Regions from separate parts of the Homo sapiens genome. Here region 1 is linked to region 2. Evidence: read pairs that join two places in POLR2A ChIA-PET (ENCODE). Cell type or tissue: OCI-LY7. All regions are shown on one strand. Links, peaks and the distances in the headings refer to the core of each region. The heading gives the core; the rest is flanking DNA. Region 1 holds the start of LOC124904058 (a long non-coding RNA gene). Region 2 overlaps GRB2 (growth factor receptor bound protein 2).

Region 1 (5,374 bases), core at 135-5,134, 370 kb before region 2:
GCCTCCCAAAGTTCTGGTATTACAGGCATGAGCCACCACGCCTGGCCCATGTCACCCTTGGTGCCTCTCTTCCTGCTACCAACCCCCCACCAACCCCAACCAATTCATCACCAAGTCCTATGGTGTTATCCATCAAACATATATATTGTATCATCCTACGGCCCTTCATCTCCCCCGCCCTCACCTTTGCCAGGGTCCCATAACCTCCCACCTGTAGCAGCCTCCACTCATCCCCTCTCCCACCTACTCTCTGCAGAACAGCCCAAGTAATTTGAACATGGAGCTCACATCACTCCCCCATGAAGACTCCTCTGAGCACTGCGTCAGGAGCAACCTCCAAGGCCCCGCAAAGTCTGAGCCTGCTTCTCCTCCCTTCAGTCCCTGGGTTCCACCCACGTGGGTCTTCCTTCATTTTTCTCAACCACTCTAAGTCTTTCTGCCCAGGATCTTTGTATAGTTTGTTCCTTCTGCCTGGGACATCCCTCCTCCCACTCCTCATGTGACTGTCCCCTTTTCGTCCTCCAGGGTCTTATCTTAAAAGTCTCTTTCCGGCCGGGCGCAGTGGCCCACGCCTGTAATCCCAGCACTTTGGGAGCCCGAGGGGGGTGGGGGTTGGATCACGAGGTCAGGAGTTCAAGACCAGCCTGGCCAAGATGGTGAAACCCATCTCAACTAAAAATACAAAAATTAGCCGGTTGCGGTGGCAGGTGCCTGTAATCCCAGCTACTCGGGTTGGGGCGAGATCATTCAGCTACTTAGGAGGCTGAGGCAGGAGAATCACTTGAACCTGGGATGCGGAGCTTGCAGTGAGCCAAGATCGTGTCACTGCACTCCAGCCTTGGTGACAGAGTGAGACTCTGCCTCGAAAAAAAAAAAAAAAAGTCTCTTTCCCTGAGAGATTTCCCAGCTCCACCATTGTTACTTCAGTCCCCCATGTTCTTAACACTATTGTAAATATTTTTGCTTTTTTTTTTTTTTTTGAGACAGAGTCTCGCTCTGTCGCCCAGGCTGGAGTCCAGTGGCGCCATCTCGGCTCACTGCAAGCTCCGCCTCCCGGGTTCACACCATTCTCCTGCCTCAGCTTCCCGAGTAGCTGGGACTACAGGCGCCCGCCACCATGCCCGGCTAATTTTTTTTGTATTTTTAGTAGAGACGGGGTTTCACCGTGTTAGCCAGGATGGTCTGGATCTCCTGACCTCGTGATCTGCCCGCCTCGGCCTCCCAAAGTGCTGGGATTACAGGCATGGGCCATCGTGTCCAGCCTATTTTTGTCTTTTTAATTGTTTGACATCTGTCTCTTCTACTGAAATTCAAGCTTCCCGTGAGCAAGGACTGAGTCCGTTTTGTTCTCTGTATCCTCAGCACTCAGCACCATGTCTAACACATCATAAATATTTATTGGACAAATGAATGACAATAACTCCTGGGCTTCCAGCTTGGGTGATTACAGGAGGAGGAGCCAGTTGATCACCCACTTTAGTCAATAGGAATGACACATTTTGGCCAACTCTTTCTCAGATTTATCTTTTTTTTTTTTTTTTTTTTTTTTTTTGAGATGGAGTCTGTCGCCCAGGCTGGAGTGCAATGGCACAATCTCGGCTCACTGCAACCTCTGCTTCCTGGGTTCAAGCGATTGTCCTGCCTCAACCTCCCTGGTAGGTGGGATTACAAGTGCTCGCCACCATGCCCAGCTAATTTTTGTATTTTTAGTAGAGATGGGATTTCACCATGTTGGCCCGGCTGATCTCGAACTCCTGACCTCGTGATCCACCTTCCTTGGCCTCTCCAAATGTTGGGAATACAGGCGTGAGCCACCGCGCCTGGCAGATTCATCTTTGATTAGTTTTAGGAGTTTTTCAGGCAGGGCAGGTGGATCTGACCTGGGGCAAAGGGATAAGGAACGCTGTGAATTGTGGAGTTAGGGGGTCATTGGGAAGAAGGCCGAAGAAGGAAGGCCAAGAAAAATGGCTTAGAACATTTCTTCATTCATTGGGAGACCTGCCATGTGCCAGCCAGAGTCCCTGCCCTCAAGGAGTTCTCAGTCTGCCGGGAAGCAGAAGGGTCCCACGCAGAGAGCCTCCATGCTGTGACGCGGCTGTGCTAGAGGCGGGGGAGCCCAGGCAGCCCTCAGCGGGCAAATGCACCTGGGGCTTCTCCCCAGGTCTCTTCTCCCAAGGCTGAGCCTTGACTGCAGGCTCCACCTGCCTCCCCAGCCAGAAAGGTAAAGTCCCTGCACTGGCATCCCCAGCCTGCCTTAGGAGCCCTGCCAGAGATGGGGTAGTGAGGGGCAAGGAATAGTTCCTCCAGGTGAAAACCGATAATAAGGCCCTAATAGTCACTGACCGTGCTCGGCAGACCCCAGCGCTGATCTAAGCGCTGGCGTGTATGAACTCATCGCACCCTCCCAACCAGCCCAGGAGGTATCAGAGGAGTAAGGTTGGATATCATCAGCACAAGTCTCCTAAAGGTCACCCCACTGATGACAGGCCTGGAGGGTTCACACTGCAGAGATTTGAGGTAGACATATGGAGGCATTTCCCGACCGCAAGAACCTTGAGAATCTGAAATAATGTACCCTTCAGAGCACACGATTGTCTGGAACAAACTCAGACGGTGCATGGGGGAGAGGGGGATGGGCAGCAGATGACCTCACTCCAATGTCCTGAGCGCCTTACCCCGCCAGGCGCTGACCTCAGACTGGTGGAGGGGACAGATGGGGCGAGATCATTCAGTACAGTGTGCGCCCAGCGCTGGAGCGAACATGTCCGGGGACAGGGAGGGAGGCGCCGCTTGCAGGGGTGTGGGGACTCGAGGAAGGTTTCCAGATGTCGCCCTATCCTTTAACCTCAACCCGAGATGTGCAGCGCGCGAGGTCGGTCGACGCCCTTCGCCTCCCGCAACGCCGCTGTGCGGTTGGGGGCGGTGCGGTCCCTCTGCCGCCAGCGCAGCCCGCGAGCCGTCACTTCCTGTGGGCTGGGCCGAGCCGGGCTGCGCGCGGAGGTAGGGGATGCAGGCTGGGGGTGAGCAGCAGCGACGGTGCCATCGGCTGTCGCATCGGCGTCCTCAGCCCCGCCCCGCGCCTAAGCGGCGCTCGCTGGGAGGGCCTGGCCATCTTCGCGCGGTGGCCGGGCGCTCCCGGGGTCCCCTGCCTGTGCCCCGTTCCCCCATCCAGAACCTGGGCTGGAGGTGCTAGGGAGCTCTGGGAGCCTGGGCTGCACGCAGGGAAGTGCTCTCGGCCGCCGGGGTCACAAGACTCCAGGGCTTCACAGTGCCCAAGGCTTGGTGGACATCGAGCCCACCGGGGAATCTTTGCCATCAGCGCCGTGTTTTGATGCCCGCGGCAAGGAACACCACGAAATAGGTTTCCTGACACTCAGGTGAGGTGCCAGGTCCTGGGTTACCAAGGTCAGGTCAGGTGGTCTGTACTTGCCACCCCTGGGTCGGCTCTCTACCCTGCTTGACTACATCACAGGAAAAGGCTGGAAATGGATCCGGGGCTTGTTGACCTGTAGCTCATGGAGGCTGAAGAATTTCCTCCTTGAAGGCAGACCTGATTTTCCTCCTCACGGAAGAGTTTAGGCCAGTCATAGGGTGTTTTTCTTCTATTTATTTTATGTTATGTTATGTTATGTTATGTTATGTTATGTTATGTTATGTTATGTTATGTTATGCTATTTTATTTTATTTTAGAGACAGAGTCTCACTCTGTTGCCCAGGCTGGAGTGCAGTGGGGCCATCTCAGCTCACTGCAACCTCTGCCTCCCGGGTTCAAATGATTCTCCTGCCTCAGCCTCCTGAGTAGGTGGGATTACAGGCGTGCACCACCATGTCTGTCTAATTTTTGTATTTTTGGTAGAGATGGGGTTTCGCCGTGTTGGCAAGGCTGATCTAGAACTCCTGAGCTCAAGTGATCCGCCCGCCTCGGCCTCCCAAAGTGCTAGGATTACAGGCGTGACCCACTGTGCCTGGCTTCTTCTTTAGTAAATAAACTATTTTATCAAAGTATAATATATCTTCAGAATAGTGCACACATCTTAAGTGTACAGTTGGGTGAATTTTCACAAAGTGAACACACCTGTGTAACCAGCACCCAGCTCAGGAGATAGAATTCTCCTGAATGGGAGTTAGTGTTTAATGGTACAGAGTTTCAGTTTTACAAGATGAAAATAGCTACGGAGATGGATGGTGGTGATAGTTGTACGTTATAAATGTATTGAATACCACTAAACTGTACACTCAAAAATGGTAAATGGTAAATCTTATGTGTGTTTCACCACAATCGTAAAAAAAAAAAAAGAAAAAAGATCAGCTGGGTGTGGTGGCACAAGCCTGCAGTCCCAGCCATTTAGGAGGCTAAAGCAGGAGGATCACTTGAGCCCAGGACTTTGAGGTTACAGTGAACTATGATTATGACACTACACCCCAGCCTGGGATCCCATCTCAAAAATAAGTTTAAAAAATTTTAGAAAAAGATTCCCAGCCACTTAGAATTCTCCACATGCCTTCCCAAAGCCAAACACTATCTTGATTCATTTTGCCAGTTTTTAACTTTATTATTATTTATATTTTATAGAGACAGAGGGTGGCTGTGATGCCCAGGCTCGTCTCAAACTCATGGCCTCTAGTGATCCTCTTGCCTCACCCTTCCGAGTAGCTGGGATTCCAGACACATGAACTTTATTTTTATTTTTATTTTTTGAGACAGAGTCTCGCTCTGTCACCCAGACTGGAGTGCAGTGGCGCAATCTCGGCTCACTGCAAGCTCCACCTACCCAGTTCACGCCATTCGCCTGCCTCAGCCTCCTGAGTAGCTGGGACTACAGGTGCCTGCCACCACGCCCAGCTAATTTATTTTTTATTTTTTTAGTAGAGTCGGGGTTTCACCGTGTTAGCCAGAATGGTCTCGATCTCCTGACCTCGTGATCTGCCTGCCTCGGCCTCCCAAAGTGCTGGGATTACAGGCGTGAGCCACTGCACCTGGCCATGAACTTTATATAAAATGGAATCATGCAGTGCTGTGATAGAATCATAACCACTAAAGATATCCACATCCTAACCCCCAGAATCTCTGAATATGTTACCTTGCCCAACATAAGGGACTTTGCAGATGTGATTTAGTTAAAGACATTGAGACAGGGAGATTATGCTGTATTATTCAGTGTGCCCAGTTTAAGCAGAAGAGTCCTTTATAAGAGGGAGGTGGAAAAGGTAAGAGTGATGGGATGTGAAAAAGACTCCACCTTCTGTTGCTGACTTTGAAGATTGACAAAGAGGCCATGAGCCAAGGACTATGGGGTGGCCTCTAGAAGGTGCAAAAGACAAGGAAACAGATACTCCCCTGGAACCTCCAGAAGGAACACAGCTTCTACCAATG
Region 2 (5,374 bases), core at 237-5,236:
AGAGTCTTACTCTGTTGCCCAGGCTGGACTGCAGTGATGCGATCTTGGCCCACTGCAACCCCCGCACCCTCTGCCTCCTGGGTTCAAGTGATTCTCCTGCATCAGCCTCCCAAGTAGCTAGGATTGCAGGCGCCCACCACCACGCCTGGCTAATTTTTGTATTTTAAGTTGAGACGAGGTTTGACCATTTTGGCCAAGCTGGTCTTGAACTCCTGACCTCAGGTGATCCACCCGCCTCAGCCTCCCAAAATTTGTAATCCTGGGATTACAGGCGTGAGCCACCACACCCTGCTGACTCAGACATCTGATGGCCACCCACTGCCTCACTTTGGATGATCATATTGGCAAAGATGAAAATAAGTTAATACTTAGTGATAGGGATAGTATCGGTGGGAATATAAAAAGGTATATGGCTTTATGAAAAGTAATTCGACTGTATGTATTAAAGATCTAATGTTCATACCTATTAACCCAGTAATGCCATTCTTAGGACTCTATCCTAATAAAACAACCAAAAAAAAAAAAATACATAGTCAAGACTAAGGGAGCAGCTGGGCACAGTGGCATATGCCTGCAGTCCCAGCTACCTGGGAAAGATCCCTTAAGCCCAGCAGTTTAAGGCTATAGTGTGCTATGATTGCACCTGTGAATAGCCACTGCACTCTGGCCCAGGCAATATAGCAAGATCTCATCTCTGAGGGGAAAAAAAAAAAAAAAAAGACTGAGTAAACAAGTATGAGTGAGTGCCTATTTTGAGTTAGGAGCTATGCTAGGTCCTGGGGATACAATTTTAAAAATGAGCCTTACTTTCAAAGAGCTGACAGCAGGGGAAGCCAAGTTCACTACAACTTCAGGTGTAAGTTCTATGAGTCCAGAGTGCTCTGTATGAAAGCACATCTTGGGGAGACCGAATCTAATCAATGCAAGGAAAGCTCACTTGGGCGGTAACATTTATTTATTTATTTTTATTTTTTTTGAGACGGAGTCTCGCTCTGTTGCACAGGCTGGAGTGCAGTGGCGCGATCTCGGCTCACTGCAAGCTCCGCCTCCTGGGTTCACACCATTCTCCTGCCTCAACCTCCCAAATAGCTGGAACTACAGGCACCCGTCACCACGCGCAGCTAATTTTTTTGTATTTTCAGTAGAGACAGGGTTTCACCGTGTTAGCCAGGATGGTCTCGATCTCCTGACCTCGTGATCCGCCCACCTTGGCCTCCCAAAGTGCTGGGATTACAGGCGTGAAGCACCGTGCCTGGCCACTTGGGTGGTAATATTTGAATGGAAACCCTCAGTGTAAGTAGGCTGTAGTGAGGCTTGGGGACGGGCATTGAGGACACAAATGAGAGCAAGAAACATTCCAGGCAGAGGAATGCGCAGGTGCAAAAGTTCTCAGGCAGGAAGGGATGTGGCATAGTCTAGGGGAGACCAGGGACAGAGAACTGAGCCCGACTGTGCAGGGCAGAATAAGGACTTGGGGAATTTGCTCATTAGGATGATGGTTCTGGCTTGTGTGTGGCACACGGCTCTGAGGGGACAAAGAGCAGCAGCAGGAAGATCAGGTGGAGAAGGGGTTACTGCAGGGAGCCAGGAGGGAGCAGACAGGAATTGAGATTAGGGTAGGGGGCTTCTGACTGTTTTGAAGAGAATCTAAAATGAACACTGAAAAACCCACATGCATTATTTTTAAGAATCTAAGTTTATCCCTCCCTCTCAAAAGATTCCCTCTGTACTTCTGTAGGAACAGGGTGCACAGGACCACACAGGATGAGACATCAAATTCCATGTCATATCATAGGCTTCTCAAAGTGAAAAAATTAAAAATTAGAGGAAGACGGCCAAGTGCTGGTGGCTGACACCTGTAATCTAGCACTTTGAGAGGCTGAGGCGGAAGAATCACTTGAACCCAGGAGATCAAGACTAGGCTGAGGGATATAGCCAAGACCTGTCTCTACAAAAAATAGAACAAAAAAGTTAGCTGGGTATAGTGGTGTGCGGCTGTAGTCCCAGCTACTCTGAGACTACAGTGGGAGGATCAGTTGAGCCTGGAAGGCTGAGGCTGCAGTAAGTTATGATCATGCCACTGCACCCCAATCTGGGTGACAGAGCAAGACCTACCTCCAAAAAAAAAAAAGTTTAATTATTCTCCACCATAAACAAAGACAAAGAGAAAGAAAATATATTAAAGGGATAATCCCTCACCTAGAAGGAATGATCCCATTCTTCGAGAATATAGGTGATATCTTAATTGTTGTACAATTAAAAACAGCTACACCAAACTGCTCATAACCAATTACCAATTCAAATAAATATATAGAAAATCTTTACAATCTATGAAAATTCTAAGTAGTACACTCTGACACATTTTATTCACTTATCACGTATAGTTACTTCACTTCAAAGAGTGACATTAGGGGGCTTACAAGACCCCAAGTACAGGCCTTTGCATTAAGAAAATGGACATCAGGGTTCAGGATATAAAAACCTTTTCCTAAGCATCTCTAATGGAATCGGAGACAAATATAACTATTGTTAACAGGCAGGCTAAATTAACTACCTCCTTTTGCTGCTAGACCAGAGGCTTCTCTAGTAATTAATTACCCAGGTCCTGGCCTCCTTCAGGCAGCTACACAGCTCAGGAGGAGCAGGTTCAGGTTCACTGGGAGGGCTGGGGGGCAGGGCAGCCGCAGCACAGCCCCTGCTCTTGGCAGGCACCATCATGAAGAGACAAGCTCAGCCTTGCTCCGCCTCTAGTTCTTTCTCTAAGCACCTACACGCTGCTCCATGTGAAAAATCAGCACTTTTGTCCCACAGAACTGTCACAACCTGCAGAGAAGAGAGGGACTAAGACGGCTAAATGATAGGATGTATTAACGCAAACAACAGGCTTGTCAGACCCGCAACTCCAAGTTACAAGAACAACTTCCTGATTTCATGTTGTGCTTAAAGGAGAAATGTGTGTACAATCCCATGATTCTGGGTCAGGCCCCAGTACCAACAGAACATCCACGCTCCCTGGAAATGGAAGGGTGACCAGGCATAAACGGTTCATTCTCCTGCTCACAATGACAAGTAGTTTCCCAAAGGAGAAAAGCGATCAGACATATTATGTGACAACTAAGATATCCCTACTGTTTGCAGCTACAGCCTGGTATCACTCAGCCTTTATGATCCCCTCTATGCAGTAAAAGTGTTTTAATGTCACGGATGTCTATGTATAATAAATCAATAATGATTAAGGCTATCAACTCTGAACTGACTAGCACCAAAATTTCCAGTTTTCTCTAGTTGAATTTTCATCATCAAGCTCACAAGACCGTTCTCTGGGAGAAAAAGTTAACTTGTTTTTTTTTTTTTTTTAAAAGACATAGTTGGCCAGGCACAGTGGCTCACGCCTGTAATCCCAGCACTTTGGGAGGCCGAGGTGGGTGGATCAGAAGGTCAGGAGATCGAGACCATCCTGGCTAACATAGTGAAACCCTGTCTCTACTAAAAATACAAAAAATTAGCTGGGCGTGCTGGCGGGCACCTGTAGTCCCAGCTACTCGGGAGGCTGAGGCAGGAGAATGGCGTGAACCCGGGAGGCGGAGCTTGCAGTGAGCCGAGATCGCGCCACTGCACTTCAGCCTGGGCGACAGAGCAAGACTCCGTCTCAAAAAAAAAAAAAAAAGACACAGTTGTACCTTGTATTCATGGGGGACTGGTTCCAGGACCCCTGCATATACCCAAATCTGTGCATACTCAAGTCCCACAGTTGGCCCTCTGCGTAAGTGGGCTGTGCATCCTGTGAATACTGTCTTTTTGACACACATGTAGACTGAAAAAAATCCGTGTATAAGCGGAACCATGCAGCTCAAACCTCTGTTGCTCAAGGGTCAACTGTACTTCCTTTACTGGTTGGGCTTCTGTATTTCCTCGAGTTTCTATGCCCTTAAAAAAAAAACCATTTTTACCGGGCGCGGTGGCTCACACCTGTAATTCCAGCACTTTGGGAGGCCAAGGCAGGCAGATCATGAGGTCAGGGGTTCAAGACCAGCCTGACAACACGGTGAAACCCCGCCTCTACTAAAAACACAAAAATTCGCCAGGTGTGGTGGCACATGCCTGTAATCCCAGCTACTCAGGAGGCTGAGGCAGGAGAATCGCTTGAACCTGGGAGGCAGAGGTTGCAGTGAGCCGAGACTGCGCCACTGCACTCCAGCCTGGGCAACAACAAAAAAAATTCTGGCCAGGTACAGTGGCTCATGCCTGTAATCCCAGCACTTTGGGAGGCCGAGGCAGGCGGATCATCTGAGGTCAGGAGTTCAAGACCAGCCTGGCCAACATGGAGAAACTCCGTCTCTACTAAAAATACAAAAAATTAGCCAAGCATGGTGGTGCATGCCTGTAATCCCAGCTACTTGGGAGGCTGAGGCAGGAGAATTGCTTGGACCCGGGAGGCGGAGGTTGCAGTGAGCCGAGATCACACCACTGTACTCCAGCCTGGGTGACAGAGCGAGACTCTGTCTCAAAAAAAAAACAAAAACGAAAGGGTGCGTGAGGGGCAAATGTTTTGAGTCCTTGCATGTCTGGAAATGTCTTGATTCTATGTTTATACTTGAAGGCTATTTCGGCTGGGTATAGATTTCAACAGAATCCTGGGCTGAACAGCATTTTCCCTCAGAACTTGGAAGAGACATTGTTTTCTGGTATTCAGAGTTGTACAAGCAAAGTTTATTCATGGTCTTTTTTTTTGGGGGGGGGGGGGAGATGGAGTTTCACTCTTGTCTCCCAGGCTGCAGTGCAATGGTGCGATCTCTGCTCACTGCAACAACCTCCACTTCCCATGTTCAAGCGATTCTCCTGCCTCAGCCTCCTGAGTAGCTGGGATTACAGGTGCCTGCCACCACAACCGGCTAATTTTTCTATTTTTAGTAGAGATGGGGTTTCACCACATTGCCAGTGCTTCTCGTAGGAACACAAACCCTACTGTAAACTGCTCACGCGAGGGATCTAGGTTGCCCGCTCCTTGTAAGAATCTAATGCCTGATGATCTGAGGTTGAACAGTCATCCTGAACCATCTCGACCCCCCACTTCCATGGAAAAATTGTCTTCCATGAAACCAGTCCCTGGTAGCAAAAAGGTTGGGGACTGCTGGATTCAAGAATTGCTGGAAGAGCCCACTGCAGTCTTCCAAAAGATGTGACAGCTATTATTCAAACTTCCAGAAAGAGAACAGTGAAAATAGAAGAAAAGACACTACGAAATGTTTTTTAAAAAGGAAAAACTTAACTTCTCATAGCTGATGAATATGAATTTTCAGATAGGAAGGGCGCACTGAGAACCCAGCCATAGTGAATAAAAACAGATCTATGGCCGGGCACAGTTCATGCTTGT

The links. Peaks named below come from ENCODE experiments on the same cell type or tissue, not always from the same donor. Only the 100,000 strongest peaks of a DNase experiment are listed, where the experiment ranks them.
Region 1: POLR2A ChIA-PET joins it to region 2 with 5 read pairs; 2 of 35 experiments call an interaction of 5 or more read pairs at or near these places.

Annotation. Positions count from the first base shown.
Region 1 is chr17:74,979,400-74,984,773 of GRCh38, forward strand. It overlaps LOC124904058 (a long non-coding RNA gene), which reads left to right and starts at 2,995. Exons shown (of 2, transcript XR_007065906.1): 1 at 2,995-3,377; 2 at 4,868-5,374. RefSeq lists an enhancer at 2,603-3,552 and a silencer at 3,165-3,214. In OCI-LY7, for the core only: a CTCF peak has its summit at 2,858; DNase peaks (open chromatin) are centred at 2,992 and 3,482; H3K4me3 peaks cover 1,869 bases.
Region 2 is chr17:75,349,534-75,354,907 of GRCh38, forward strand. All of the region lies in intron 2 of GRB2 (growth factor receptor bound protein 2), which reads right to left. Among named protein-coding and RNA genes, the nearest start is that of GRB2, 53 kb to the right of the region's middle. RefSeq lists enhancers at 709-1,248, 1,249-1,786, 2,742-2,901 and a silencer at 2,555-2,883. In OCI-LY7, for the core only: no CTCF peak of the experiment used is centred there; DNase peaks (open chromatin) are centred at 794 and 2,688; H3K4me3 peaks cover 1,611 bases; H3K27ac peaks cover 3,854 bases.